Regions from separate parts of the Homo sapiens genome. Here region 1 is linked to region 2. A link is a loop called in an ENCODE intact Hi-C map of the cell type or tissue named here. Cell type or tissue: ascending aorta. All regions are shown on one strand. Links, peaks and the distances in the headings refer to the core of each region. The heading gives the core; the rest is flanking DNA.

Evidence for each region. Hi-C counts contacts between places; a loop is a spot of excess contacts. Peaks named below come from ENCODE experiments on the same cell type or tissue, not always from the same donor. Only the 100,000 strongest peaks of a DNase experiment are listed, where the experiment ranks them.
Region 1: it touches region 2 in a loop (2.5-fold over the local background); 23 of 110 quality-filtered maps call a loop at or near these places.

Annotation. Positions count from the first base shown.
Region 1 is chr12:93,301,056-93,312,952 of GRCh38, reverse strand. The region is part of intron 2 of LOC643339 (a long non-coding RNA gene); the gene reads left to right. Among named protein-coding and RNA genes, the nearest start is that of NUDT4, 71 kb to the left of the region's middle. RefSeq lists enhancers at 9,748-9,797, 9,818-9,877. In ascending aorta, for the core only: no CTCF peak of the experiment used is centred there; a DNase peak (open chromatin) is centred at 10,132; H3K27ac peaks cover 1,655 bases.
Region 2 is chr12:93,355,814-93,367,710 of GRCh38, reverse strand. All of the region lies in intron 1 of LOC643339 (a long non-coding RNA gene), which reads left to right. Among named protein-coding and RNA genes, the nearest start is that of NUDT4, 16 kb to the left of the region's middle. RefSeq lists a silencer at 3,382-3,451. In ascending aorta, for the core only: no CTCF peak of the experiment used is centred there; a DNase peak (open chromatin) is centred at 5,960; H3K27ac peaks cover 6,366 bases.

The DNA.
Region 1 (11,897 bases), core at 2,437-10,436, 56 kb after region 2:
ATATAATATATGGATACATATGCATACGAATAAATTATGTACAGGAATCATCCTAGTTACACAAACAATATAAGAGAGAAAAAAAACCACAGTCTTTTCCTTATTGTAGTTGTGGTCCCTTAACGCTGTTTTCCATGTAATGTGACATTTTCATGTCTAACATTTTGCTTAAGGTGATGTTGGCTTAGCTGCTGAGTTGCCCAAAGGGTCTGTTCCTACTTGTGTCATGAAATCATTTAAATCAAGGACCTAGACGGTGGAGTAGTGAGTTGAGAAAATGAAGACATGCTTCTCCTGCTTTCGGCCTTACTTCTTATGGCAATTGGCACAAAGAAATGTAATGCTTCCATTTAGCATACCGGCCAATGTGGTGGATGTTGTCCCTTAAGGCAGGGGGCCCCAGAATGTGACTGTATTTAGAAATAGGGTCTTTAAAGAAGTGGTTAAAATAAAATTATGGGTAGGCCCTAATCCAATATGACCAGTGACCTTACAAGAAGAAATGTGGATATAGACAGGTACAGAGAGAAAACCATCTGCAAGCTGAGGAGAGAGGCCCTAGAAGACACCAACCCTGCTGTTAGCTTGATCTTGGACTTCTAGCTTCCAGACCTGTGGAAAAATAAATTCCTGTTCTTTAACAACTCTGCGATACTTCGTTGGGCATCTCTAGAAAACTATCACAGCGACGGTGGGGCTCTAAGCAAGGCAGAGAGAGACCTTAACATAGTTGAGGCTGGAAGTTTTGGGCAAAGAGGTGAGTGTAGGTTTGAGAACTTTGGGACTACAAGGGGAAAGTCATTTTTAGATGCCTCTCTGGAGGAAAACAGAAAATGGGTGGTATGATTGCTCACTTTAAAATAAATTCTTCACTTTACAAATGACTCACTTCTTGTAGCCAGAAGATAGATTAGAAGCCATGATAAAAATACTAGGGAATCAGAATTAAAGTCAGTGGAAAAGTATTATTTGTACTATGAACATCTCCTTCACACAGAATGTTTTAGGAATGCGTTTACCTCAGGAAGGCAGACAACTGGGACCATGTACAAAGGATTAGGTGGGGTCCCTGGAAGGAATTTATTGGAAGTACCAGAAGAGCCCGTAGACTGGGGACAAGATTATTGCACTCATACCAAAGAGAAAAGGAAATGCAGAAACTTGATTATTCGCTAAGTAGGTTTACTGCCCCTACCTTTGAATTTCATCTGTATTTAAGTCTTTTATTTATTTTTGAGATGGAGTTTCACTATTTTTGCCCAGGCTAGAGTGCAAAGGTGCGATCTCAGGTCACTGCAACCTCCGTCTCCCAGGTTCAAGTGATTCTCCTGCTTCAGCCTCCTGAGTAGCTGGGATTACAGGTGCCCGCCACCACACCTGGCTAATTTCGTATCTTTAGTAGAGACAGGGTTTCACCATGTTGGCCAGGCTGGTCTCAAACTCCTGACCTTAGGTGATCTGTCTGCCTCGGCCTCCCAGAGTGTTGGGATTACAGGCGTGAGCCACCGGGCCTGGCCCAGTCTTTTCTTTTTTAAACGTTATTTTTCCTGGAGATTTAGACTTAGCAGTGTGGCCAGGTTCTAGCATGGATTTGATAAACCTGGGACAAGTGGGTTGGTGAGGCTAAGGGGATTGAGAGAACACCTAAAATAGATTTTGCCCTCTAGCCATCATTTCCAGGGTTTGACCACTGATGTCACATCAGACAGACGGAGAGACAGTCAGATAGAACTTGCTTTCACAGGACTTCATCTGAAGTCATTATTCTAGTGCTAGGTCTATATTTCATCTGTCTGCTTTTGGAAAGTGCTGAGAAGAAAGCCTTCCTTCTTTCTCCCCACGCCCTCCCCCAAGTTTATACTATACATTTTTAAAAATGTTATTTTAAATGATCATACCATAAGTGGGCAAAAGAATGAGTTTCCTTGTTTAAATAGTCACTTTTTTTTTTTTGAGACTGAGTTTCGGTCTTGTCACCCAGGCTGGAGTGAGTGCAATGGCACAGTCTCGGCTCACTGAAACCTCCGTCTCCCAGGTTCAAGCAATTCTCCTGCCTCAGCCTCCTGAGTAGCTGGGATTACAGACACCTGCCTCCACATCCAGCTAATTTTTGCATTTTTAGTAGAGGCAGGGTTTTACTATGTTGGCCAGGCTGGTCTTGAACTCCTGACCTCAGGCGATCCACCCACCTTGGCCTCCCAAAGTGCTGGGATTACAGGCATGAGCCACCATGCCCGGCAGAGTCACATGGTTTTTTAACATTGAGTATGACGGGCGGATGTTCTTTCTGGTTCTAATGATTTTTTTGTCTTTCTTTTTTCTATTGGAAAATTTTTCTGGGAATCTCCAGCAGGCAGAAAGCATGAAAACTGTATGATCAGACTGAAGGTTTGACCTTTGAGCTCTGCTGAAAGTATACACCCAGCCATAGACCATTTTTCTGTCACAACGATTTCCACATAAAAGTTTTCTCCCTGTCCGTTCGTGAAAAAATTAACATTCAGGAGGCTCTCTGGGATGGAATGCATTTCATGTGTCAGTCACTAGTGTTTGGTAAGATATCGTCAGTGCTGGCAAGGGGCAGAGAGAAGAGTGGGTCAATGGCATGAGGTTCACTGCTGGGCTGCCTTTACGTGGGACAGGGAAGCTGGAATCAGTCCTGTGCTGAGCATAAGATGCTGCCTTACCTTGGTGGTGACAAGTCATCTTACCTCTGGTAAGAAAAAGTTTTGTAGCTATGATTATTTTTTTCTAACAGCCTGCTCTTTCTTCAGGAGGTAGCCTTTACTGTCTATTGGGTCTACATAAAGGTTTCCCTGGTGAGAGTGAATGAGTAGGTGATTCAAACTTAGAATAAGCACTGGGTGGGCTGCCCAGATCTCCCACTTCATGACTGAAACCGGCAGTCTGATTGGCTGACAGCTCACACCTGTCTCCTCCTGCTCTCCCCGACAACCCTAGTGATGAGAAGCCAGCTGTCCAAGGTCATTTCCCTTCATATCATGATGTGAGGTCTAAATGTCCAGCCCCCTTGCTTTATTTTGGGATATTTCTGTAAGACCATCCTAGCTCAAGGGCTCCCCAGGAGATGGGCGGAAGCCCTTGCTGTGACTGCGTTGCAGCCCAACTTCTCCCTCTGCCTGAATCAGCAGCTTTGATATCTCCACAGGTGTTAATCCCAAGATCACTTCCCAATAAACCTCCTGTGTGTAAGCCTCCATCTCTAAGTCTGTTTCCCAGGAAACCCAACCTGCAACAATATTTTTCTTAAATATGGCAGTTTTATTTATACTTTTTTTTTTTTTTTGAGACAGAGTCTCTCTTTGTCACCCAGGCTGGAGTGCAGTGGCTCGATCTCGGTTCACTGCAACCTCTGCCTCCCAGGTTCAAGCGATTCTTCTGTCTCAGCCTCCTGAGTAGCTGTGGTTACAGGGACCCGCCACCACGCCTGGTTAATTTTTTTTAGTGGAGACAGGGTTTCACCATGTTGGCCAGGCTGGTCTTGAACTCCTGAGCTCAAGTGATCTGCACTCCCCTTGGCCTCCCAAAGTGCTGGGATTACAGGCATGAGCAACTGCGCCCAGCCTTTAGTCCTCTAAATTTGTTGATGTTGGTTTTATGGCCCAAGATATAGTCTATTTTGGGATGTGTTCCATGGGCGCTTGAAAATAATGTGTTTTCTGCTATTGTTGGGTGGAATAGTCTATAAATGTAGATTAGGTCCTATTGGTTAATAGTATTATCAGGCTGGGAGCGGCGGCTCACACCTTTAATCCCAGCACTGGGGGAGGCCAAGGCAGGAGGATTGCTTGAGCCCAGCAGTTTGAGACCAGCCTGGACAACATAGTGAGGCCCCTATCTCTACAAAAAATAAGATAACATAAATTAGCCAGGTGTGGTGGCAGGTGCCTGTAGTTCCAGCTACAAGGGAGGTTGAGGTGGGAGGAGCACTTGAACCTGAGAGGTCGAGGCTGGAGAGAGCTGTGATCATGCCACTGCACTCCAGCCTGGGTGACAGAGTGAGACCCTGTCTCAAGGAAACAAACAAAGTATTCCTGACTTCTTCTACATCCCTGCCAATTTTCTGTCTGCTTGTTCTATCAGTTGTTGAGAGAAGGCATTGAAGTTTATGACTATTAGTGTGGATTTGTCTATTTATTCTTTCAGTTCTATCAGTTTGTGTTTCACATTTTGCAGTTCTGTTGTTTGTTGCACACACATTTAGGAAGCTACGTCTTCTGGATGGACTAACCCTTTTATCATTATGGAATGTTTTGCCCCATCTCTGGTAATTTTCTTTACTCAGTAGTCTACTCTATTTGATATTAATATAGCAACTCCTGCTTTCTTTTGATTAATGTTTAGATGAGATATATTTTTTCTATTTGTTTACTTTGAATCTACCTATCTAATTATAATTGGAATTTCTTGTAGACACATGTATAGTTGGGTCATGTTTTTTCGTCTACTCTGCAAATCTCTGTCTTTTCATTGGTGTGTTAGGTCGTTTACACTGGATATAATTATTGATGTGATAGGACTTGTGCCTGACATTTTATTTTTTGTATTTTGTATCTTTTGTTTTCTCTCAGTTTTATGTTTCTGTTTTTTTTCTAACTTCCTATGGGTTATTAAAACTTAGTGCATTTAGGCCGAGCGTGGTGGCTCACACCTGTAATCCCAGCACTTTGGGAGGCCAAGGCCGGCGGATCACGAGGTCAGGAGATTGAGACCATCCTGGCTAACACAGTAAAACCCCGTCTGTACTAAAAATACAAAAAAAAATTAGCCGGGCATGGTGGCAGGTGCCTGTAGTCCCAGCTACTCGGGAGGCTGAGGCAGGAGAATGGCGTGAACCAGGGAGGCGGAGCTTGCAGTGAGCTGAGATCGCACCACTAGACTCCAGCCTGGGCGACGGTGTGACTCTGTCTCAAAAAAAAAAAAAACAAAAAACAAAAACAACTTAGTGCGTTTAAGTGTATCTTTGCATAGTATTTTTAGTGGTTATATATACATAACTTATCACTGTCTACTGGAATTGACATTTTAGCAGTTTAAGTGAAGCATAGAAACCTTACTTCTCCTTATGTCTTTTTACTCTCCATATTTATAATTCTTTTTTTTTTTTTTTTGAGACAGGGTCTCACTCTGTCACCCAGGGTGGAGGGCAGTGGTGCAATCATGGCTTACTGCAGCCTCAACCTCCCAAGGCTCAGGTGATCCTCCTGCCTCAGCCCCTGAGTAGCTGGGATTACAGGCATGATTCCTGGTGCCTGGCTAATTTTTGTATTTTTAGTAAAGATGGGGTTTTGCCATGTTGCCCAGGCTGGTCTTAAATTCCTGGGCTCAAGCGATCCATCCACCCTGGTATCCCAAAGTGCTGGTATTACACTGCGCCCAGCCCATAAATCTTAAATAGCCCATCTATATGCATTTAGAACCACATCACTGTTATGTTTGCTTTAGCTATTTAAAAGAATCTGGGAAACTTAAGTGGAGAAGAAGAATCCATTATATTTACTCATAATTTTACTGTTTCTTCCTGATGTTCCAAGATTACTGCTTTTATCATTTTTTTGTTGTTGTTTTTCTGTTTAGGAAACTTCCTTTAGCACTTTTTTTTTTTCTCTTTTTTTGTGACGGAGTCTCACTCTGTCACCCAGGCTGGAGTGCAATGGCATGGTCTCAGGTCACTGCAACCTCTGCCTCCCGGGTTCAAGCAGTTCTCCCACCTCAGCCTCCCGAGTAGCTGGGACTACAGGCGTGTGCCACCACACCCGGCTAATTTTTTTGTATTTTTAGTAGAAACGGGGTTTCACTATGTTGGCCAGGCTGGTCTCGAACTCCTGACCTCATGATCTGCCCGCCTTGGCCTCCCAAAGTACTGGGATTAAAAGCGTGAGCCACTGTGCCCAGCCTAGCCTATCTTTTAGTTTATGTCTGATGATGACAAATTATCTTAGTTTTCTTACATGTGAGAATGTCTAAGTTTTCCCTTCATTCCTGAAGATATTTTCTCTGGATATAGAATTCTGGATTGATAGTTCTTTCCTTCCAGCACTTGAAAAACACTGTGCCACTTCCTTCTGGCTTCCATGATTTCTGATGAGAAATCTGTTGTCATTAGAATTGTTTTCTCCTGTGAGTAAGGTGTTATTTCTCTTTCACTGCTTTCATTACTTTTTTTTTTCTTTTTGGTCATGAAGCATGGAAGAGACTTAATTTAATAATTTTTTCTCTGTCTTTAGTTTTCCCAAGTTTGACTATGATGTGTCTTGGCATGGATTTCATTTGGTTTTTCTTGTTGAGGTGCATTGAGCTTCTTAAATCTCTAGGTTTACATCTTTTGCCAAACTTGAGATATTTAGCCATTATTTCTTCAAATACTTTTTTCAGCTCCATCTTCTTTCTTCTCTTCTTCTGGGACTCCAGTGATATTAATGTTAGACTGTTTAAAATAATCTATAGATCCTTATTGCTCTGTTAATTTATGGGGGGTGGGGTATCTATTTTCTTTCTGTTGTTCAGACTGGGTAATTTCTAGTTATCTATCTTCAAGTTCACTGTTTACTTCTATTGTCTCCTCCATTCTGCTGTTGAGCTCGTCCGCTGAGTTTTTAATTTCTATCGTTGTAGTTTTCAGTTCCAAATTTCCATTTGGTGCTTCTTTAAATCTTCTATTTCTTTGCTGAGACTTTCTATTTTTTTCATTTGTTTAAATATGTTTATTATGGCTAATTGAAGCATATTTATAATAGCTGTTTACAAATATTTGTTAGATAATTCTAGTATCTCTGTCATGTCAGTGTTGGCACCTATTGGTTATATTTTTAGATAAGTTAAGATTTTTCTTGTTCTTACTATGATGAATGTTTTTTTATCAAAACCTGGACATTTGGGTATTGTGTTATGGGACTCTGGATCTTATTTAAGCCTTCTGTTTTAGCTGGCTTCTTCTAATACCACTCTGGCTGGTGGTGAGGGAGCCACCTCTTTATTAATGCCAGGTGTGGTAGAAATCCAGGTTCCCCACTCAGCATCCATTAACATCCTCAGGACAGAAAGGGCTCCTCATTAGTGCCGGGTGTAGGTGGGAATTCTGGCTCCCCATGTTGCCTCCACTGATACCACAAGCATTGGAGTAGCCTTGTTACTTTTGAGCACTGGAAAAAGTCTTATTATCTCCACTAGAGCTACTCTGACACCATCCCAGTGGAGAAGGGGAAGGGTGCCCCATTAACAGAAGTGGAAGTCCAGACTCCCTCCTTTACCTTTGCTGGCATGGGTGGAGGTGGAGTCAGAGTTTTTCTATGATGTTTAGCTGGAGTAGAGTGGTTATTATCGAAAAGTTTTCTGTCTTGCTGTTTGGCTAACCTTCTCTTTTCCTGGTCCTTTGGCTAGAGACATCAGGCTTGTTTTGGACTTTCTTTGTCTGTATCCATTGGCATTCTGTGCATCTACCTTCTCCAGCTCCAGCACAGTTTGGGATATAAGAGGCAATAAAGAAACCCAGGGAATTCACTGCTATGTCATTCTTTGGGTCCTGAGATTCCTAGTAGTCTGCATTCTTCTTTCCACCTTTATATATAAGGTCCATGATTTTCAGTTGTACTTTGCAGAAGGAATAGGGAAATGTACTTCTCCATTTTTCTCAAAGCAGATGTCCCTAATGTATATTCAGCCCATTTATTTGGAAGTCTCTTTAATTCTGCCCCTCCGCTGCAAAAACTGTGGACATTAATGAAACTTTAGTCTTCAAAACTGAATCTAATTATTATTATTGAGACAGGGTCTCCCTCTGTCACTCAGGCTGGAGTGCAGTGGCATGACCCCCAGGCTGAAGCTGTTTTCCCACCTCAGCCCCCTGAATAGCTGGGACCACAGGCATACATCACCACACCCAGCTAATGTTTTATTTTTAGTAGAGATGGGGTCTTACTATGTTGCCCAGGCTGGTCTCGAACTCCTGGGTTCAAACAATCCTCCTGTCTCAGCCTCCCCAAATGCTGGAATCACAAGCATGAGCCTCCACACCTGGCCAAAATTGAATCTAAACGAAGGATTGCTAAGTTTGGATTATTTGAGATATTGAGAATCACTATTTATTAGGAGTAAAACTCATGCCCTAGATTTTTCAGGGAAGTCTGGGTTTTAAGTAATTTCATTATTTTAATCCCCCCCCCCCCAAAAGCATTTCATCAACTAAAAAAAGTGATTTTTTAAATACTAAAAAACTGACAAATATGAGAAAAACCTGTATCTGACCTCAAGTCCCTTTTTTTTCATTTTGGAAAATGAGGTTACAATTTATCTAGTCATGAGATACAAGAGGCAACCCATAGGGAACTAATATTTATTTTGAGGCATTCTTTTGCTAAACATCTGGATGATTGCTAGAGAATAATAACAATGATAATAAAAGTGAATATTTGCAGAATATTTTACTATAAGTCAGGCACAGTTTATGCTCACTGTCTCATGTAAAATTCACTGTATGCCTATTCAGAAAATTGTAATATTTTCTTTTCTTTCTTTCTTTTTTTTTTGAGATGGAGTCTCTCTCTTGTTACCAAGGCTGGAGTGCAATGGCGTGATCTTGGCTCACAGCAACCTCCACCTCCCAGGTTCAAGCAATTCTCCTGCCTCAGCCTCCCGAGTAGCTAGGATTGCAGGCATGCGCCATCTGGACCAGCTAATTTTGTATTTTTAATAGAGATGGGGTTTCTCCATGTTGGTCAGGCTGGTCTCGAACTCCTAACCTCAGGCGATCCGCCTGCCTTGGTCTCCCAAAGTGTTGGGATTAAAGGAGTGAGCCACCACGCCCGGCCAATATTTTCTTCAGTTTGCAGATGAGTAAACAGAAGTTTAAAGAGGCTAAGTAGACCAGGCACGGTGGCTGACACCTGTACTCCCAGCACTTTGGGAGGCCTAGGTGGGTGGATCACCTGAGGCCAGGAGTTCGAGACCAGCCTGGGCAACATGGTGAAACCCCGTCTCTACTAAAAATACAAAAATTAGCCAGGCATGGTGGCAGATGCTTGTAATCCCAACTATTCAGGTGGCTGAGGCATGAGAATCGCTTGAACCCGGGAGGCAGAGGTTGCAGTGAGCCAAGATTGTGCCACTGCACTCTAGCCAGGGCGACAGAGTGAGACTCTGTCTCAAAAATAAAATAAAATAAAATAATAAAGAGGTTAAGAAGATGGCTTAAAGTCACACAGCCAGCAAGTCGGGGGAGCTTAGTCTCTGTGACACTATCACCCATGCTGTAGACCATCACCATCTGATAGAAATAATGTGAGCCCCATATATTATTTAAAGTGTTCTAATAGCCACATTAAAAAGTAAAAAGAACCATGTGAGATTAATTTTAATAATATATTTCCTTTAACCCAATATAGCCAAAATATTATCATTTCAACATGTAATCAATATAAAAACTATTAATGAGACAGTTACTTTTTTTGTGCTAAGTCTTTGAAATCTGGTGTGGATGTAACACATAGCACATCTCGGTTTGGAGACTAAATTTTCATTGGAAATACTTGGTCTGTATTTAGATTTCATAAAATTTCATAAAATTAGATTTTATAAAATTTAGGTTTCACAAAATTTACAGTTGAAAAAGTAGATTTACATATCAAAGTTATTCCAAACATATGCAGAAATTCTCCAATAACTAAATTATGTAGAAGTTCTTCAATAACTAAATCTGGTCCAAGTTTTCAAATTAAAGTTTAAATTAATTACAATCTCCTTTCTCTGTCACTGTAGCTATATTTTGAGTGCTCAGTAGTCATGGCTGAGTGCTCTAGAACATTCTGTTACCCTGCCTGAATTATTTCTGTTAAGGGCTGAATCTCAAGGGGAACAAAACTTATGCCATAGCCAGAAAGAGGGAGAAAATTCGTGGAAGTGGAAGAAGGGTCAGCCAAGGGTCAAGAGAAAAGACCTTCTTTTTGGCTGCTATTAGGGTTACAGTAAGTTCTAGAGTTTTGGTAACTAGGGAAGGAAGCTAAAAGTGTTTTCTTTCATTTCTGAGAATACGTCATGTGTATATCTTACTAAACCTGGCTTTTCAAAGAAGGCTATGTCTTGATCTAGGAAAGATTAAAGCCAAATGAAAATAGCACTGAGCTCCTGGCAGAATAGCTCACCAGCTGAGCATGTCCATGAGGTCACAAGCTCTGTCTGTGTAATGGTTAGTCACTCAGTAAGGGGTCCAAGTCAAAGCTAAACCCTCTACCACAAACCCTGGAATGGAAAGGATCTCATATTTATTCTTGTCGTAGTTGTTTGTGGGGATCCCTGGGTTATGGAATATGTCTCAAAATGGCAGAAATTACACCTCGGTGCCAAGCAGTAGTTCCTGATCTTTTAAAATTCAAATCTATTTTACAGTAATAAATAATGTTATGATCCCCTCTAAGGAACTAAAGTCATTATGTTATTTCTGCAAAGTAGTTAGGAAATAAAGAAATTATTTTAGGTTTTTAAAAATCAACTTAATGCCAGGTGCAGTGGCTCATGCCTATAACTGTAGCACTTTGGGAGGCCAAGGTGAGAGATTGCTTGAGGTCAGGAGTTCAAGACCAGCCTGGGCAACATAGCGAGACCTCATCTCTACAAAAGAAAAAAAAAAAAATTAGGGCCTGGTGCAGTGGCTCACGCCTGTAATCCCAACACTTTGGGAGGCCGAGGTGGGCAGATCAACTGAGGTCAGGAGTTTGAGACTAGCCTGGCCAACATAGTGAAACCTCATCTCTGCTAAAAATACAAAAAAATTAGCCAAGTATGGTGGTAGGCGCCTGTAGTCCAAGCTACTCAAGAGGCTGAGGCAGGAGAATCACTTGAATCTGGGAGGCAGAGGTTGCAGTGAGCTGAGATCTCGCCACTGTACTCCAGCCTGGGGCAACAGAGCAAGACTCCGTCTCAAAAAAAAAAAATTTTTCAAAATTAGCCTGACATGATGATGGGCACCTATAGTCCCAGCTACTCAGGTGCCTGAGGCAGGAGGATTGCTTAAGCCCAGGAAGTTGAGGCTGTAGTGAGCTATGATCATGCTGCTTCACTGGGCAAGAGTGAAACTTTGTCTCAAAAAAAAAGAAAAAATCAACTTAAGAGAATTATGTTTTTAAAGATTATATTGAAGTATGTCTTAATATGTTCTGTAATAATACTTATAATGCATATAAACACCAGCTTTAACTTTTCCTTAAACAAATGACGTATGCTACTTAATTTACTCTAAATAGATTATATAAAAAAGCATGATTTAGGGTCGGGCGCAGTGGCTCATGCCTGTAATCCCAGCACTTTGGGAGGCCAAGGCTGGCGGATTACTTGAGCTCAGGAGTTTGAGATCAGCCTGGGCAACATGGCGAGACCCCGTCTCTACTAAAAATACAAAAAAATAGCTGATGTGGTGGCATGCATCTGTGATCCCAGCTATTTGGCAGGCTGAGGTGGGAGGATCGTTTGAGCCCAGGAGGCAGAGGTTGCAGTGAGCCAAGCTCCTGCCACTGCACTCCAGCCTGGGTGCAGAGCAAGACTCTGTCTCAATAAATAAATAAATAAATAAATATATAAATAAATAAAGCAGGACTTGACAAGTGCATATTACAAATCACATTACATCTTGTTTGCTTTGGAGACTAGATGTATATTAAAATGTAGACTTAGATTTAACTATTAATATGTTTTACAGCACCAAAAATAATGGCATTCACAATCTGATGGTTGGAATTCTTGCATTTCGTGTGCTTAAAAAATGTAAATCATCACTTTGATTTGATTATTTTTTGTTTTTTACTTCTCCAAGAAGAGGTAGAGTGATGGCTTTGTGCCCTCACTATATGGCAAATACCCATTTACACAGAGGTTAAGAAAGTGGGATT
Region 2 (11,897 bases), core at 1,585-9,584:
GTACAGTAGTGTGATCACAGCTCACTGCAGTCTCAACCTCGTGGGCTCTATCCATCCTCCCACCTAAGCCTCCCAAGTAACTGGGATTACAGACCCACACCATCATGCCTGGCTAATTTTTGTATTTTTTGTAGAAACAGGGTTTTGTCATGTTGCCCAGGCTGGTATCAAACTCCTGGGCTCAAGCAGTCCTCCTGTCTTGGCCTCCCAAAGTGCTGGGATTACAGGTATGAGCCACCACATCCAGCCCTTTGTATTTTTAGTCATTTTTAAAGAAGCATTGTTCTGGTTGGGTGCGGTGGCTCACGTCTGTAATCCCAGCACTTTGGGAGGCCGAGGAGGGTGGATCACGAGGTCAGGAGATTGAGACCATCCTGGCTAACACGGTGAAACACCGTCTCTACTAAAAATACAAAAAATTAGTCGGGCGTGGTGGCGCATGCCTGTAGTCCCAGCTATTTGGGGCACTGAGGCAGGAGAATTTCTTGAACCCAGGAGGCTGCAGTGAGCCAACATCATGCCACTGGGTGACAGAGCAAGATTCTGTCTCAAAAAAAAAAAAAAAGGCCAAGCGCAGTGGGTGACGCCTCTAATCCCAGCACTTTGGGAGGCTGAGGCGGGTGGATCACCTGAGGTCAGGATTTTGAGACCAGCCTGGCCGACGTGGCGAAACCCCGTATCTACTAAAAAAAAATACAAAAATTACGTGGGTGTGGAGGCACGCGCCTGTAGTCCCAGCTACTTGGGAGGCTGAGGCAGAAGAATTGCTTGAACCCAGGAGGCGAAGTTTGCAGTGAGCCGAGATGGTGCCACTGCACTCCAGCCTGGGTGACAGAGTGAGACTCTGTGTCAGATAAAATGAAATAAATTAAAAATTAAAAAATCCAAATCTGGTAAAAACTTGGAGGTACTTTAAGATAGACTACTTTGATATGTGCTTAAAGAAATACTCAGGGTTTATGGCAGGTTTGAAAAACTGAAGTATAAAACTTCCCTGAGATATCCAATAGCAGAGACACAACCCATGTCTCTACGGACTCTCTGCCAATGCCATCTGTCAAAGCCACGGTGACAGTTTAATGTGTCAGAGGAACACACCCTGGGCCAAAAAGATGAGACACCTGGGTTCTGGTGGCAATGCCTTCAGTCTCTTCATCGGTTTTCTTCTCTTTGAAGAAAATGGAAGTAGCAACATCTGGCCTACCCATCTCTCAGGGTGTTGTGAAGACACACTGTGATAAATAATGGGAAACATATTGGGCAAAACGTAGAATGAATCAAAATTTTTAGATAACTTTCTAAGAAAAGAATTGATTTAAATGAAAATCAAATGTAATATAATAATGCAGCATTCTATCTTCCCCAGATTGCTACAAAAGTTCAGGGACATGGGGCTTTAGGAAGACTATAAGTTCTACATCCCTTTAAAAGAATTCTCACAGCAGCGATTCCAGCCGTGTGAATTCTGTGAAATAACATCTGGCTGCCCACTCTAATGCTGGCAAAGTCTAAATAGCATAGAAAAAGAGGAACGATTTGGTGAAAAGACACTTAGAGTAGGCAGGAGATTACCGTTAGCAAATGGTTGTTTAAATTCTTTGTTTAAGCAAGTGTTCTGCCTAGAATTTAAGGATTTGTGGTAAGCTTACCAGAATCCAGTCACCATCAAAGGCAATGATGGCAGAGGAACTCTGCCAGGCACCACGTTAAGAGCCTGAGTTCTTCACCTCACGACATTTGCCATGTTTTTTCTCTTACCCCCAACATCATGTCTTTATACCACCTCTTGTATATTTATTCTCCTATTCAAGACTCCTTTCTTTCCTAAAGCCTTCCTAGAACAAGTCCAACCTTCACATCAGCATGTGTTTAAGAAATATATTATTCTTGGGAAAATTTCAGGGTATTTCCTGCTTTTGTCCATAATTCAGTGATATTGTACCTGTTTTTCTTGGCTGAAGGAAACCAATGACTAAAATACTTTTAAACTACTGCTGCCTATACCTTCTTTAAAGAGGTCTTATTTTCTCATTGCTGGTAGTGAGAGCTTTTAAAAGGTCGAAATCCATATTATTATTCCAAAATATGTTTAGTTAAAAACTAAATGCCTAGTAGTAGAAAAATGGTCATATAAGTAGGCCGGGCATGGTGGCTTACGCCTGTAATCCCAGCACTTTGGGAGGCCGAGGCAGGCGGATCACAAGGTCAGGAGATTGAGACCATCCTGGCTAACATGGTGAAACCCCGTCTCTACTAAAAATATAAAAAATTAGCCGGGCATGGTGGCGGGCGCCTGTGGTCCCAGCTACTCAGGAGGCTGAGGCAGGAGAATGGCATGAACCCAGGAGGCGGACCTTGCAGTGAGCCAAGATCATGCCACTGCACTCCAGCCTGGGCGACAGAGCAAGACTCTGTCTCAAAAAAAAAAAAAAAAAGAAAAGAAAAAAGAAAAATGGTTATATAAATTACAATATATACACTTCAAGGAGTTCTATGTAGCTATAAATAACAATGCTTACATAGTTTCTAAAAGCAAGGCAAGAGCTTGTTACAAAGTTAGATTTCTAAGTATTAAAGGTTGTATCACCTGGAGCAACGTGGCCAAACCCAAAACCCATCTCTAAAAAAACATACAAAAATTATGTGGGCATGGTGGCATATGCCTGTAGTCCCAGCTACTCTGGAGGCTGACGTGGGAGGATCCCTTGAACCCAGGAGGCAGTGAGCCTGGTTGTGCCACTGCACTCCAGCCTGAGTGACAGAGTGAGTGAGATTCTGTCTCAAAAAAAAAAAAAAAAAAAAAAGTTGTGAATACAATACAGTCCCAACTATATAAAGATCTTAATAGCAGAATTGACAAAATAGTTAATAATTTTTATTTTTGGGTTAACTATAGATTTTTTTCCTTATGCTTTCCTGTATTTCTCAAAATCATGTCATGTGCATGTTCATTTGTATTAGAATATCGTCTGTGTGTGTGTGTGTTCAGCCAGACATTAAGTAAATTGCTTTCAGATTGGTTAATAAGAATAAAAACAGTCAGGCGTGGTGGCTTGCGCCAGTAATCCCAGCACTTTGGGAGGCCAAGGCAGGCAGATTATTTGAACTCAGGAGTTCGAAACCAGCCTGGGTAACATGGCAAAACCCCATCTCTTCAAAAAAAAAAAATTAGCTGGGTGTTGTGGTGTGCACTTATAGTCCCAACTGCTTGGGAGGCTGAGGCTGGAGGACTGCTTGACCCTGGGAGGTCAGGGCTACAGTGTGCCATGATCACGCCACTACACTCTAGTCCCGGCACCTGAGCAAGACCCTGTCTCAGAAAAAAAAAAAAAAAAAAGGAAAGAATAAAAACACGTAAAATCTCAATAATAATGATAAAAAATATATAATATTCTGTGAGGAACTGGTGTAGAACGAATGAGTTCACTCCAGACCACTCAAGTTTAAGTTAAACCAGAGCTCAGCCTATTAGTCTACAAAGTAGGAAGTGGTGAGGTGACTCTAGCTTTGTGGTTAACTTCATTTAACCTCAGCCACTATAGACATAGATCCCTTGAAAGCCCCCCACGATTGGCCCACCCCTTCATCCTTCACTATCTCTTCCCTTTCCCACTTCCTATTCTACTTCTACAGTTCCTTGATGGCCTAAATCAATGGACAGAAAGGGAGGGGAAAAAAAAATGAGGCAGGTCAAACTTAAAGGCGTAGGAAAGATTCTCTTTTCCTTACTTCTATCTCTGCAGGCAGGAGAGGTCTTTTGGACAAGTTCTGAGAAATAGAACTATTTCATGTGGCTGGGAACTCAACTACCTTAGCCAATGGAGCTTGTGACCCAGTTGTGGGAGTGGAGTTGAGTTCTCTTTTATTTCTTTAAGTGATTTTTAAAAATGCACTGGAGCATGTGACCATTTCTTTTTTCTTTTTTTTTTCTGAACAACTAAAATTTTATGATAATGATTAATATCACCTCTAATATTTTGGGAACCTGATCAAGGCCTGAAGCAGTTTTTCTGGCCTAGGATTGTTGTACTATCACATTCAATACAGGTTTATTGATGAAGGCTAGCTAGGGACACAGGGCACATTTGGAGGTCCTCATAAAATCTCTATTAGCTCCTAAAGGACACTCTGAATTTTTTTTAAATGACATTTTGTGATGTAAACAATAATTTCTCAATCTTATTTAAAATGTTGGGGAGGAAAACTGTCTCTAGCCTTTGCCGTTTATTTTGTAACATACAATTTGTGCCATTATAAGACAGGCCCCCTAAGTACTACTTGCAGAGAAGGAAAATAAATATTTGCAAGCTTGGAAAGAACAACAATAACAGATGCATGTCCAGGGTATAACTCTTCCCGGGGCTCCACAAAGGCTGGCAGATGAGGTCTTGACATAAGTTTCTAGGCAAGATGGGGAAAGAAGGAGACGGACCCAAGCAGAAAAGATCATGTTCAAAGGCATCACTGTGTGAAAGAGAACCTTCAGGAAAATGCAGGCTGCTTAATTGAAAATAGGTGAAGACAAGCTAGAGAAGCAGGCTTCAGCTACATCACAGGCTAAGGAATTTGACTCTATTGTAGACCAAGAGTATCAAAGTGACCTCAGAAAGTTTTCCCAGGCCAGTGCAGCTGTTTTAAAATAATTTTTGATTTGAATAACTTCAGGTAGGACAGATCTTCTCCAGGTCCATACAACTTCCTTCTTGGCCATATTAAACCCCATGGCTTCACACATTTGAGTGCCTGGTAGTGAAGGCATTTGAGATCTTCTCAAGAATATGCTAGGTAGATAATGGAGAACTGTGGAAAGACTGGCATAGGCCAGAGGCATGATCAGATTTGCAGTGTAGACAGATCATTCAGGCAGTGAGGTGGAAATTAGATTTTGTGACAGTTGGCAGCACAACAAGAAGGAAGGGCTAGTCAGAAAGATATTAGGATGATAGTGTCCTAACTAGGAACTGGAACTAATCATATGTGGAAGATGAAGAAGGAGGAGGTCTAAAGGGCTTCTAAGTTCTCGCTCTTGTAAAGGGGTCACTGGTTATTATACACCCAGCAGCCTGTGTTATACACTGGTTGTTATACGTCTTTGCAAAAGACATAGCAGGTTGGAGGCAAGGAAGGGATGTTGAGTTCAGTTCAGGGATGTTAGACCAGGTAATTGTGATGGCCCTGTGGGACGTTTTTGTCTAGCTATCCAGTAGACTAGAGATACAGATCCGTGGACATATGTCTTCCTCTCTGCACCAGATCCAGGCCAGGTTGTTGGAGGTGAGTTTCTTTTGGCACTGTTCATCCATTAGTTTCTTTGGCTATATCCCAAGGGAAAACTAGATTTCAGTTCTCACTTATTCCCACCTACTTCAGTTCTCAATTTGTATCCATCCTGCAGGAGTTTATTATTATTATTATTATTATTATTATTATTATTATTATTATTTTGAGATGAAGTCTCGCTCTGTCACCTAGGCTGGAGTGCAGTGGCACGATCTTGGCTCACTGCAACCTCTGCCTCCCGGGTTCAAACTATTCTTCCACCTCAGCCTCCCGAGTAGCTGGGATTACAGGCCCACGCCACCATGACTGGCTAATTTTTGTATTTTTAGTAGAGATGGGGTTTTGCCATGTTGCCCAGGCTGGTCTCAAACTTCTGACCTCAAGTGATCCGCCCACCTTGGCCCCCCAAAGTGCTGGTATAACAGATGTGAGCCACGATGCTGGGCTGCATCCTGCAGGAGTTTAGAGAAGTGTAATGACGTTTCATCTGCTTTTTACTATTCCTCCTCTCTCCCATCCTTCAACCAACTGCCCATAGTTGTTTGCACTATTATTGTCAGGAGGTAATTGTGCCTGCATCGTTAACCACCCAGCAGCCTGTGCTGAGATCTGTGGGCTGCATGTGAACATGAGCTGCCATCAGCATGAGGTGGCAGACACCCAGTCTTGGCTGTGAGCACACCTGGCACAGAAGGCTTCTCTGTCACATGAAGACCAGCTGACTTATCTGTAATAAGCCTGCTGGAGGTGGTGGAGCTCAGACCAGGCTGCTTGTGGGTTTGGAACTAATGGCAAAACCATTCTTAGAAGCTTGGCAGGACACATGCAAAGAAACAGCTACTTCTCAGCCCATAAAGTATTTGCATTACCTTCAGGAATTTGAAGCTTTTTACTCTGGACCTGAGAGGGGTTTGGGCACCAGAAATAAAATCTACTTCAAGCATGCCTCCAAATGATAAAATTCTTGATTTAATTTTGGCATTTTGAGCTGTTTGAAAGAGTAAAACAAATGGCCGGAAGTGCCTATGGTGAAAGACCTCCACAAGGGGTGGGACGCCATTGGTATCCTTCCAAGGAATTTCAAGCAAGTCGGTGATGCACTGGGTAATCTTCACAGTACCCTTTAATGCGGTGTTAGGAAATATTCAGATTAAGAGCAAGAGAGGCTCACTGAAACACATTTGGATACATTTGCATTTTGTGTTTAATTGTTATGATTAAATTATTACAACATTTGTTGAGACAAGTGGGGAAAAAAAAGAGTTTAAAAATGCCCATAATCCCACTACCTCTAAATCCTTTCTGCTATAGTTTAAATGTGTTCCCCAAAGTCCACGGGTTAGAAACTTGATGGTGATGGGGCCTAATGGAGGAATTTAGTCATGGGGGTGGATCCATCACAAACAGATTAAAGCCATTATTACATTATTGCATGAGTGGGTCCCTTATAAAAGGATGAGTTTGGTCTCCTCTTGCTGTCTTGCTCATTCTCCCTCTCTCTCCCCACACCCGTTCTCTATCACTTTTCTGCCATGTGATGCCTTTTGCTGTGTTATGATGCAGCAAAAAGGTCTTTGCCAGATACTGGCAGAACTGTGAGCCAATACATTTCTGTTTATTGTAAATTACCCAGTCTGTGATATTCTGTTATAGTAGCACAGAATGGACTAAGACAGTCTCCAAATCCTTTTCTGTCTGTACAAATAGAAACCGTTGTTTTTATTATAAACTTAAGATCATGTTGTACATTTGAGGATTTTGTTTCTTATTAAAATTGAGGTATCACTCACATGAAATGAAATATATAGATGCTAACTGACCATTTTGATGAATTCTGACAAATGTCCACCTACTCTGTGCTTCCCACCCCCCCACAAGCCATATGGCAAGAATATCATCTTAGAGCATTTCCATCACTCCAGAAAGTTCCTTTACTTCTTTCCAAATCAGCCTCTGCTCTACCCAGTTTCCCTGCACCATTGTTTAGATTTCTATCACTGCAGATTGGCTTTGCCTGATCTTGACCTTCATATAAATAGAAACATACAGTTACATAGAGTTTTGTAATCTGTTTTTTAAATCTAGTAACCTATGTGAACAGTTCCCATTTCAATAATATTTATCCACAGCATCACTTTCAATGGAAAAATAATACTGCTTTTGATGCATGCACTGTACCACATTTGTTTATTTAACCAATTCCTATTGATGGAAATTCTGATTTCCTTTATTCTCTCCCTCCCCCTCTAACCTTCCTTCCTTCCATCTTATTACAAATAACCCTGTTATTAATATCATTATAGGTAAGCCTTTGCACATAAAGCTTAATTGTTTTTGTAGTTTACATTCGTAGAAGTGAAATTGCTATGTCCAAAAAATGCACTTTTTTTTTTCCTTTGAGATGGAATTTCACTCTGTCACCCAGGCTGGAGTGCAGTGATCTCGGCTCATTGCAACCTCCATTTCCTGGGTTCAAGCGATTCTCCTGCCTCGGCCTCCGGAGTAGCTGAGATTAGAGGCACGTGCCACCACACCTGGCTAAGGCTAATTTTTGTATTTTCAGTAGAGACAGGGTTTCACCTTGTTGGCCAGGCTGGTCTCGAACTCCTGACCTCAGGTGATCTATCCACCTCAGCCTCCCAAAGTGCTGGGATTACAGGTGTGAGCCACTGCACCCAGCCAAAAATGCACTTTTTAAGGGATTTTGCTAAATGACCTCTAGAAAGACTGCCTTAGTTTATTTCTTAATATTATCAAAACACCATATAAGCTTGTTTTCTCACACCATGACCAACATTGCGAATTGGGGTGGGGTGGGGGGAGTCTTTGATCTCAGTCAATTTCATTGTTTATAACATGGTATCTCATTTTAATCTGTTATCACTCAGGTTATTAATGAAGTTGTACATTTTTTCTTCTGAGGAAAATTTTATTTTCTCATTTTACAGTGGAAAAAATGGTCTTTTATTTAAAAAAAACAAACTTACCAAATGATCAATAAACTGTTCATGGAAAAAAACTGATCCTATTAAGGATAGGAGGATAAAAAATAAACAATGTAAAAAACCACAAGCTGAACTTTCTGTCTCTGTTATTTTTAGCCAATGGCCTTATTGTATAATCTTGATTTTTGAATAGTGTTTGTTTTTTAGGCAATGCTTTTATTTTCAATTACTTCTAGAAAGGTTTTGCTTTTGCTTTAGGGGAAAAGTAAATTCAGTTTTGGATGACCAGGTTTTTAAATAAAAATGCATCCACTGAAGACATCTTTAAAATAAACATATCTTTGATATTTTAAGAAAGATTAAAGGAGAGCTGAATAGCCAGTGTCCAAGCAGCCACTTGCTTTTGGCCTTGTAGTCCAGCAACAAAGTTACTAAGTAAGGTTTGAAAACATTCCAGTCTTTTGTGTCAAATCCTTGGCTAGGCTGATACCATCTTCCTAGTACATGGTCATTTAATTTCAAACTGTAGTTATCATCAACAACATGTATACATACAATGAGGTCTATATTGTGTAACTTTTTTTTTTTTTTTTTAAGATGGAATCTCTGTCGCCCAGGCTGGAGTGCAGTGGCACCATCTCGGCTCACTGCAAGCTCTGCCTCCCGGGTTCACCCCATTCTCCTGCCTCAGCCTCCCAACTAGCTGGGACTACAGGCACCCGCCACCACGCCTGGCTAATTTTTTGTATTTTTAGTAGAGATGGGGTTTCACCGTGTTAGCCAGGATAGTCTCGATCTCCTGACCTCATGATCCGCCTGCCTCGGCCTCCCAAAGTGCTGGGATTACAAGCATGAGCCACCGCACCCAGCCATTGTCTAACATTTTTAAGAGAATCGTTGGTGTTTTAGTTGTAGCTCAGTTGAACTTGAGATAGCTCAGTTCCTTATTTGTAGAATTGTGGGCATTGATTAAATACCTCAAAGGTCCCTTTGAGACCTAAAACTCTTAAGATTTAAAAATTTATAATTGTTCTAGTAAATGTTAGTAATATGTTTATTATAATAGAAGTTAGTAAAAAGGAGAGAGCACTTTGATGAGTTCTTCTTTCGAATGTCCATAGAGCCATTTAGAGATTCCATAAGCATGTAGGCCGTAGGGTAGAATTCAGGTTCAGGAGTTATAGACAGTTCAGGGTCTGAAACCCAGCTTCACTACTTACTGTGTGGCCTTTAGCTAGTTATTTAACCTTTCAGTTTCTGTTTGCTCATTTGTAAAGTGGAGATTTGCAAACACTGTCTATTTTGTAGGGTTATTGTAAAAAATTAACATAAAGCACTGAAATAATTGCCTGAAACATAGGAAATACCCAATATGTAGTAGCTGCTATTATTGTTGTTATCAACAACACAATCAGGAATATATAGAATCAGTCCGGGCACGGTGGTTTACACCTGTAATCCCAGCACTTTGGGAGGCCGAGGCAGGCAGATCACTTGAGGTCAGGAGTTTGAGACCAGCCTGGCCAATATGATGAAACCCTGTCTTTACTAAAAATACAAAAATTAGCCAGGCATGGTGGTGGGTGCCAGTAATCTCAGCTACTCATGAGGCTGAGGCAGAGAATTGCTTGAACCCAGGAGGTAGAGGTTGCAGTGAGCCAAGATCGCGCCACTGCACTCCAGCCTGGGCGACAGAGTGAGACTCCGTCTCAAAAAAAGAAAAAAGAAAACTGGTTCTAAGAGAGAAAAATCTCTCTCAGAAGAGCTAATGAATGAGTAAATGGGGATTTAATATCATCCAACCTAGACATTAAGATTCAGACTTTAAAAATAGCCTCACAGGCCCAGCACAATGGCTCATGCCTGTAATCCCAGCATTTTGGGAGGCCATGTCAGGCAGATCTCTTGAGTCCAGGAGTTCAAGTCCAACTTAGGAAACGTAGGGAAACTCCATCTCTTAAAAAAAAAAAGAAGCCTCATAGCTGTTATTGAGATCATTTTACTCTGGAGTATTGTATTCAACAGTCTTAGTATAAATGACTACAATGTACATATAGTGTTTCCACTGACTGCATTTTATTTTGTGTGGATTTTATTAGTAGAACTTGTGTTGGCTCATTGGAATCTGTGGAAAATACGAAAACTGTAGCAGCACAACTGACTTTACTGACTTTTTTTGGTAAAATGAATATTCCAAGATCCTGGTATATAACTTTATGTGTGCTTGTAACTAATATGGCCTTGCTAGATGTATAACTAGTAAAAGAAAGAAAAGTGACTGCTAGTCTTCTAAAATAATAATTCTTAAGATTCCTCCCTGATGGTCTAGTGGCTAGGAACCCCCTCCCCCAACAAAAAAAAAAGGCTGGGCATGTGTATATATATATGCCTGACAACTAGGAAATTCCTTGGAAAACTTTGCAAGAAGTAATGCAATAGCAATAATGCAATAGGAATATTCATTCATTTACCCAAACTATTTGTTTTTAAACTAGAAATGATTGCAAATTGCTCAATCAATAGTTTGGACAGTTCATGTGGTTTTCCTGAGCATTCTGTCCCCTTTCAGGTCTTGCTTCGAGTTAATTAGATTCTTTGCTCTTCCACAAATGAGTTGGCACATGGGTGCTTGGGAATTTCATCTTCACTTCAACTGTTTTTAGGGACTCCTCTATCACAGTAAAAGTAGGAATGCCAAGTTTCTTGTCCAAAGAATAGGTTTTAACTCCACTTTTATTTTTTTCCAGTGTCTTACAGAAAAATATTTCTTTTTTTGTCTATTTGCAATGTGCAAAGCCAGTAACTGACCTTATGATCCTGGTCTTTCATTCACAGTTTACAAACACTACTGTCTATAGTCTATGATTAGTTTTTTAAAAGTTAAAAACATTTAACTACTAATTAGTAAAAACTATACATGTAAGGGTGTTGGAAAATATGACTAAGTCGTCCTCAAATACAGTGAACAAAAAATATGCTTACTATTCCAAGGAGAACTGAGAAAAATATGTATAACATAAAAAATGTCTCTCATTACCACGTGTAGTGGCACGGCCTCTAGTCCCTGCGACGTGGGAGGCTGACGCTAGGGGATCGCTTGAGCCCTGGAGTTCAAGGCTGCAGTGAGCTAGGATTGTACCACTGCACTCCACCCTGGATGACAGAATGAGACCCCGTCTCTAAAACAAAAAATTTTAAGTTTCTCTCAAAGCTAAATGTAATAATAGAAGTCATTTATTTTGACATTATCTTCTGCCTAAATTTTGTGTTATTAAAATATTATTTTTTTCTATGAAATATTGGTTATTATAGAAAATACTGGCTTTTAAAAACTGTTTTGATTTGGGAAAAGCTAAAAAAAACAAAAAAGCAAAGAAGACAAACCCATATTGATCTCCTAATTCTTCTTTTAAACACTGATTTTGGAAGTTTGAAAGTCTAAGAACCAGCTAGGTGAGGTGGCTCAAACCTGTAATCCCAGCACATTGGGAGGCCGAGAGGCAGGAGTATTGCTTGAGCCCAGGCATTTAAGACCAGCCTGGGCAACATAGCAAGAGCCTGTCTCAAGAAAAAAGAAAAAAAAAAGTCTAAGAACCAGGGATAATTATAATAGTGAACATTTATGAAAGGTTTACTATGAGCCAGGCCTATGCTAAGAACTTTACAAACATT